Linked DNA regions of Mus musculus: regions 1 and 2 are each linked to region 3. The links are chromatin loops, found by intact Hi-C in ENCODE. Cell type or tissue: left cerebral cortex. All regions are shown on one strand. Region 1 overlaps Bub1b (BUB1B, mitotic checkpoint serine/threonine kinase). Region 2 holds the start of Bub1b (BUB1B, mitotic checkpoint serine/threonine kinase). Region 3 overlaps Bmf (BCL2 modifying factor).

Region 1 (2,500 bases), 60 kb before region 3:
CATCTTAAAGCACAAAGCCTCAGGATGTTATCCCGTTTTTAACAAAATCTCAAAAGTTCAATTTTACCAATAAAGACTCTGGGCCCAGATGCCAGGGTGAAAGCCTGCTAGCTCAGAGAGTCAGGGAAAGCACCCAGCTGACCTTCCTCCACAGCCGACTTCCCAAAAGGAAAAAGCCGCTCTCCTCCTCCACTCCAGTGGCAACCCCTTCAAGCTGGATGTCCCTCCCTTCTACTTCCTGTGCGTCTCTCTAGCCTCTCTCCTGACTCCCTCCCACTCTATCGTTTTTTCTAGGTTCACTCCCTGTCAACTGCTTGCTCCTCCTCTTGACCTACGGTTGACTTTATTTAATACTGTTTACAATAAAGAGAAAGTTCTTGGATTAAAGGTGTGTGCTGGGGTTAAGCCACACCACAACTAGAAACAGGTTTTTCCAGTACACAATCTCTCAGTACAACCAAATATCCTACAACATTCTTGGATTAGAGTGTAACTGGGCTGAGCCACACAACTAGAAACAGGCTTTTCTAGTAAATAACACAATCTCAGGGTTTACAGTGTGATCAAATAAACATCCTGCAACAATGTTATAGTTACATCTTTAAGTCAAAGCAACTCAATAGATACAAAGACTTATTAATCATTACTGGCTAAATGACTCCACTTTTGCCTATTAATTAGATACCTCTACAGGAAAACTGTCAATTTAATATTCTGGTGACACTCACCAATTTGATCCAGAGACTGAGAAAGCGGGGGTCATTATAATAGCGCGTCTCTCCTTGGAGTGCTTCTATCGCTCTCTCCACTAACGCTGACATGTTACTCTCTTTCCCCCCTTGAGGGTAGTTCTGTTCTGTCCAATTAATATATCTGAATGAGAAGAGAAGGAAAAGAACATTATTTTGCACTGATGCATACTTTTGCTTTGGTTCTAAGGCTCACTCTGAATGGATTTTTTTGCTTTTGTTTTTGAGTCTCACTATATAGCCCTGGCTGGCCTGTACTCAACCATGTGGACCAGGACAGACTCAACTCAAAGGGATTCCCCTGCCTTTACCTCCCAAATGCTTAGGTTATCGGCATGTTCCACCACACCCAATCTACTCTGGATTTACTTAGTTTACTATTTGTGTGTATGTGTGCCTAGATACTGCATTGTGCAGTGCCACTAGAGGCCAGAAGAGGGCATCAGATCCCTCAGGATGGAGTTCTGCAGGGCTGTAAACTGCTATGAGAGCTGGGAAGCCAACCCAATCCTCTGGAAGAAGAGCCAGCGCTTTTAACAGATGGACAATTGCTCAAGCCTTCTTCTATTCTGGATTTCTTTATAAAGATTTTTTCATTTATTTTATGTATATAAGTATGCTGTAGCTGTCTTCAGACACACCAGAAGAGGGCATCGGATCCCATTACAGATGGTTGTGAGCCACCATGTGGTTGCTGGGAATTGAACTCAGGACCTTTGGAAGAGCAGTCAGTGCTCTTAACCACTGAGCCATCTCTCCAGTCCCCTCTACTCTGGATTTTTAAGCAGAAATATTTAACATATTCAAAGTATGTTTCTTTAGAAGTTCTCAATAACATGTACCGATCCTCTCTCTCTCTCAAGCTTTCATGAAGCGCTTGTAATAAACACTCTAAAGAAAGAGTCAGTAACACACGCGCCTTCATGTTGTATCGTGCTCCAGCCTTAAGCACCTCAGGGAAGATGGAGTTTAACTACTGTACAGCCCTTCCTTAGCAAATGTAAAGCTCTGGGCTCTATGCACAGCCCCGCACAACAAACCTTGGCTGGAAAACTACCATGGCTGTTCCAGAATGTTCTGCCAAACAGTACTGTCTGCTCCATCCACCACGCCATATCCCTCTACCTGAGAAATGAGGCCAACAACACTCCTCTGTGAATGTCTCTGTTGTTCTCTCCATATAAACATCCTCACCTGTCCCACACATCCAGAGGGTCATCTCCAGAGTAAAAGCGGATTTCAGATTCAAATGCCCTGGAATTGAAACAGGGTGTGTTAGCACATGCAGTTCTGACAGCCCCAGGAAACAGGTCTCCTTTCTATTTCTATTCACTTCTCAATGAGTTCATAGTGACTTAAGTAACTAGACTAGAATTTGAGAATTTGTTAAACAGAAAAGGAATAGAGTGGGTTTAACTCAGTGGCACAGTACTCAAGACCCTAGTAGATTCTGAAGCCAGCTTTTTAAAAAAAGAACAAAAAGCACACCAAATTAATTACTGTTTTGGTTAGAGAGATGATTCATCTCTGGAGAGTGCTGTCTCAGTTACTTTCTATTGCTGTGATAAGACACCATGACCCAGGCCACTGACAGAGAGTTTACTGGGGGCTAACAGTTTCCGACGGTTAGAGTCCATGACCACCATGGCAGGGAGCATGGCAGCAGGCACAGCTAGAGAGAGCCTAACTGAGAGCCTATGGTATTGATCTACAAGCACCAGGAGGACAGGGCCAATTGGGCCTGGTGTGAG
Region 2 (2,500 bases), 52 kb before region 3:
GTCTTGGTTAGCAATTATCTCTATCCACAGAGCCATCTCACCTGTCCGTGACTAGTTCCTTCTAGTTCAGACCCAAGTGCCATCTCATCAGGGAGGCCTCTGTTCAAATCTCCCTCTGCCCCGACTCCCCCACCCCCAAGCCTCATTGCTGGGTAATGAACTAAGGCCTTATGTACCTTGAACAAGTGCCCTTCCTGAGTTACATGTCCAAACCCTTCTGAAACCACACTAGTTCTACCTCCAATGCCGTCTTCTCTTGCTTTACACTTGTTAATACTGATTCTATCTGATGTTAAACATGTCTTATTGCCCATCCGCGACACACACCCCGATTCATTCCTCCCCAGAACTTAAGCTTCACAAAGGTTGGGATTTTGTGTCTTTTACTGTTCGCCTTCAGTGCTCAAAATGGTAGTCGATAAATTCTCTTCCATGAATGACAGCTTATGACAGCAATTACCCAGTTATTATAAGTTCCATAATTGAAATGCATCTTAAATTCTAACCTAGAAAAACCCTCTATATTTTATGATGAGGAAAAGCTGCAAGTGCTCTGCTCTTCAGATCCCTAAGCTGCTAGCAAAGTGAGAACACTTATTAGTTGAAAGCAGGTACTTTACAAACATCTTGAATCCTCCCAGAACTCCATAAAGCAGCATTAATATCTGCGTGCCCCCACCCCTCCGTAAACATGTTCAAGGTCAAATAAAAACGGCTGAGGTGAGTTTCAGAACCAGATCATATGGCAAATTCCAAACTCTCCCAGTCTTGCCCCCTGGCTGGATGCAGGGCTCCACGCCGTTGGGAAGGGGGTTTGGGGAGACCTGCTCTTGGCCGACCTCCTCGATCCTCCCCTCGCCAGCCGAGCACCCAGCGGCAGCAATTTGCGTCCGGTCCTTACCTCGCCTCCGCCATCCTGCATTCCCAATACTTGCTCTCGCCCTTCCGCAGACCTTTATCCTCCGAGTGCTAACTGAGTCTCCCTCAACCTTCAGCTGGCTCTGGAGCTGCGAAGATCGTCACCCCGTGCTCCTAAACAAAACCACGCACCCGATTCCTTCTCAGAATAGCCTCCTCACGCCCCCATCACGCACGGGCCGCCAAGTTTCAAATTTAACGTCTCTTGACGCAGACGTAGCCTCGCCGCTCCCCGCTCCCGCTCCTCCCAAAGCATTCTGGGGATTGTAGTGTATCCCGGGTTTAAGCACGCGCTGCGCAATGCACAATGGGAGTTGTAGTTTCAGGTTTGAGGTGCAAGGACCAATGGTTGTCCTAGCACTGCAGCGTGCTCAGGCACTTCGAGTTTGCTCTGTGTTTCCTTTCTAAGACAAGCCTTCGAACCCAGGGAGAGACACTTTATTAACAAGAGGTTCTTTGATGGTTTCAGTTTCATAACGTGTCTTTGAGTACATTACTCTTCTGGGTTGCTCCGAACAATTAACTGTGCTACGCCTAGGTCTTGTCTGAGCCCCAGGTCTTAACACCTGTCCAGGGATCCTTAGGCCACTCTCACCCAGCTGTTTCCTGTGGAAAGACTGTGTTCTCGTTTTTCTCTTTTACACAAGACCTGGTTTAGCACTGCACTTCCTTTCCCCAGCAAGCCCTTTGACCTCTACAACTTCTCAACTTTGACCAACTTCCTTTAAATTCTCTTGGAAGTGTACCATTTGTTCTCTCATGCAGCCTACCAGATGTCCTGTAAACTACGATCTAACACAGAATACAAACAGGGTAAGCGCTTTGCCTGTCTCACTGGAGCTAAAGGCTTGGTAATGCAGGCCTATAGTTCAGCTACTCTGGAGACTGAGATGTGAGGACCAAGACTTCAAGACCATCCAGGGCAACTTTACTTCACAATAAAAAGTTTGCTTTTGTTTTTTGTTTGTTTTTGTTTTTCAAAACAAGGGTTCTCTGTGTAGCCTTGGCTATCCTGGAACTCGCTCTGTAGATCAGGCTATAAAAATAACTTTTATTCTCCTGTTGTGATTGTTGTCTGAGGGGCTTACTGCCTCCATCTGCTGACCTAGATCCACTCCTAGAAAATTCTAGCCTCCATAAGATCTAATCTAGGTCAGCCTCTCAATTTTGTTGAATAAGCTCACCCTTTCTTGTTCTTTCTGAAGTCTACCTGGCTGGTTCAACTCAGCTGTTCTGGCTCAAACTCCTCTCCCAGCTGACTGACTCAATCTGGCTTCTCTCCCAGCCCCTGAATTGCTCTGCTTGGCCTCAAACTCACTCTAGCAGTCTTTTCTATTTCCTAATCTTCTGGCTCTTTCTCAATCTCTTGCTCATTCTGTCTTTACCTGTGTCCAGCTTGTTCTCTTTTCAACCTGCCTCCCTCTCCCTCCCGTGCTGCTCTACTCTCCCTCGCAACAATACTGCACTGCTCTCCAGGACTGCTGTATCCTGTACTACACTCTCTTCCTTACTGCACTGCCTCTCCCTTAAGACTCAATCTTCCCTCCCTCTCTCGTCTCCTTAGAGGTGTACATAGCCCATT
Region 3 (2,500 bases):
GGCCTCAGTAGGACAGCAGCCCAGATGCTTCCATTGTTCTCTGACAGGAGAGATGGAGCCACCTCAGTGTGTGGAGGAGCTAGAAGATGATGTGTTCCAGTCAGAGGATGGGGAGCCAGGGACACAGCCTGGGGGCTTGCTCTCTGCTGACCTGTTTGCCCAGAGCCAGCTGGACTGTCCCCTCAGTCGACTCCAGCTCTTCCCTCTCACCCATTGCTGTGGTCCCGGACTCCGGCCCATAAGCCAGGAAGACAAGGCCACTCAGACCCTCAGTCCAGCTTCCCCAAGCCAGGGTGTCATGCTGCCTTGTGGGGTGACAGAGGAACCCCAGAGACTCTTTTACGGTGAGTGCTCTTAACCTTAGAGATTGGGGGAAAGAGGGGACTTTCCCTCCCTAAACCTGCTCTGTACTATTTCCTTCCTCAAACTGAACAGCCAGGGCTATCTATTCAAGAGCTTTCAGCCTTCCTCACCTGAGCTTGGGCCCCCAATAGAGCAAACTGCTTTGTTCTTTCTGTTCTTCTTGGAGGGGTTTCTTGGTCCCTGCAATCTCCTTTCACATCCTATGTCGTTTCAGTGGCTCTGCCCTTTGGCCCCAGTGCTGATTTGCCTTTCTCGAGGTGGAAGGGAGTTTTAAACCATGTGTCACTGTACCACTCAGCCAGTACTTATACGGAAGATTCCCAAAGACAGAAGGTGGCTTCCAGTTGCCATTTGGGACTTTCTGTGCTGGGAAGGGGAACTGGAGAAAGAGGTTGGGCCTATCTGGGCTCAGTGCCAGGAGAGGGGTTGTTACTAAGGCTAAATCAGACAAGACCCCTTCATTTGTGGGCTTCAAGGGTTTGTTTTATGAGAAATATGCCCTCCTCTGGCAAGAGGGCAGGATTAGACACTCGGTCTGTTTTCTTCTTTTAGTGCACTGGCCTGTGGAGGGAGGGTAAAGGCTCAGAGGTCATCCTGCTGTGTCTGCGGGAGCAGACCGAGGAGCCCTGAGGAGCGCGCTGCACTTACTCTCAGAGGGAACTGCCCATAGGGCACTTCTGGAAAAGCAGTTCTGGCGGGAGTCAGAGAAGCTGGATGAGGCCTGCTTCGGGCTGGAAGAGGGAGGAGGCAGGAGGTGGCAGGCGCCCCCAGCGGCCGTTCTGGTGCCAGCACTCGGTGAGCCGACTTGGCTGCTCTGTGGGCCTCAGGAGTTTTCTCATCCGCTTTGCTGCTGCTGCTCTGATCTCTGAGTGATGAGCCCAGCTCTCCCTAACTATACTAGAAAAACGAAGGCACTTTTGGGTTTTTTTGTTTGTTTTGCTTTTCCTTGTCTGCTTTGCACAACCCAGGAACTCTGGAGAGTTATCCCAGAGAAGCGCTTCCACCTACTGCTACCCGAGTAACACATTTAGGTCAAGTACAGCCTGATAAATGCCAGAAGCTTGGCATGGTCGTCACACACGTTAGCACCCTGTGCTATGCCATGGCACTGACAGGACAGTGCTGAGGAGAAGGCAGGGTCTGTATTCTTTCCTGTTTTTCCAGCATAAGTGTGTGTGCATGTGTGCGCGTGTATATGTGTGTGCACACACGCGCTCATGTGTACTAAATATTCAGCTACTCCTAAGCTACACCCTCGGCCCTGTACCAACGTTTATAGTCTTGGGCAGCTGTCCAAGTTTGGCAGGATGCCCTGGTAAAGGCCAGGCTGCTTCCTCTTCCTTCTGTCCTGAGCTTTACCAGTAACTCCAGGTCTTGGCCAGAAAGGGCTGACATGGAGAAGATGGGCTAAGGGGAGAAAAGGCTGAGTTGTGGATTCTCTGTTTTTGCAGGCAACGCTGGCTACAGGCTTCCTCTCCCTGCCAGTTTCCCTGCAGGCTCACCCCTTGGGGAGCAGCCCCCTGAAGGACAGTTCCTTCAGCACCGAGCAGAGGTGCAGATCGCCAGAAAGCTTCAGTGTATTGCAGACCAGTTCCATCGGCTTCATACGCAACAAGTAGGCATGAGGGTTGGGGGGGGGGGGGCTTTGAGGCTGTTGAGGCTGGGAAGCCAGAGCCAGGGGTTACTAGACCTCTGGGTGTGTTTAAGAGTTTTGGTCTTGGCTACTGTCAATTACGGATGGACCCAGGTAGCACAATTAGATGAGTACTCCTGTCCTTGAGAGCTCCAGCTACCTACTCAGCTTCACAAGAGGTGGAAGATGCTGCTGCCATCACTCCCTGCCAATGGGATGGCTTCCTGTAGTCTGGTTTGACAAACTCTCTGGACCCAAGTGAAGGGCTTGCCTCTTGCCGAATGCAGCAGTGAAACTGAGCAGTTGGGGGTGTGCCTGGCCGAGGAACAGTGGGAAACCAGTAATCAGTCCTGAGATGGGGCCTGAGTGGGGGAAAGTGGTAGAACCGGTTGAAACCTGACACTTTCCAGCTGGGGAGCCAGTCCTCACTGTCTGTGTCTGGGAACCCAGGCACAGGACTCTGGAGATTGTACCTCGGAGTCTCCCCAGAGCCACGGACGGCGG

The links. Hi-C counts contacts between places; a loop is a spot of excess contacts. Peaks named below come from ENCODE experiments on the same cell type or tissue, not always from the same donor. Only the 100,000 strongest peaks of a DNase experiment are listed, where the experiment ranks them.
Region 1: a loop joins it to region 3, with 2.1 times the contacts of the local background. A loop is called at or near these places in 20 of 42 quality-filtered maps.
Region 2: a loop joins it to region 3, with 2.1 times the contacts of the local background. A loop is called at or near these places in 20 of 42 quality-filtered maps.

Annotation. Positions count from the first base shown.
Region 1 is chr2:118,604,917-118,607,416 of GRCm38, reverse strand. It overlaps Bub1b (BUB1B, mitotic checkpoint serine/threonine kinase), which reads right to left. Exons shown (of 23, transcript NM_009773.3): 3 at 1,944-2,003; 4 at 729-873. Among named protein-coding and RNA genes, the nearest start is that of Bub1b, 8.0 kb to the right of the region's middle. In left cerebral cortex, a CTCF peak has its summit at 1,181 (motif pointing right); a DNase peak (open chromatin) is centred at 1,185.
Region 2 is chr2:118,596,863-118,599,362 of GRCm38, reverse strand. Bub1b (BUB1B, mitotic checkpoint serine/threonine kinase) reads right to left here and starts at 1,152. Exons shown (of 23, transcript NM_009773.3): 1 at 902-1,152. The coding sequence starts at 915. In left cerebral cortex, no CTCF peak of the experiment used is centred here; a DNase peak (open chromatin) is centred at 1,175; H3K4me3 peaks cover 482 bases.
Region 3 is chr2:118,544,560-118,547,059 of GRCm38, reverse strand. Bmf (BCL2 modifying factor) reads left to right here. Exons shown (of 5, transcript NM_138313.4): 3 at 48-344; 4 at 1,815-1,978. Among named protein-coding and RNA genes, the nearest start is that of Bmf, 3.9 kb to the left of the region's middle. In left cerebral cortex, a CTCF peak has its summit at 1,133; DNase peaks (open chromatin) are centred at 1,136, 1,658 and 2,286; H3K4me3 peaks cover 15 bases; H3K27ac peaks cover 1,198 bases.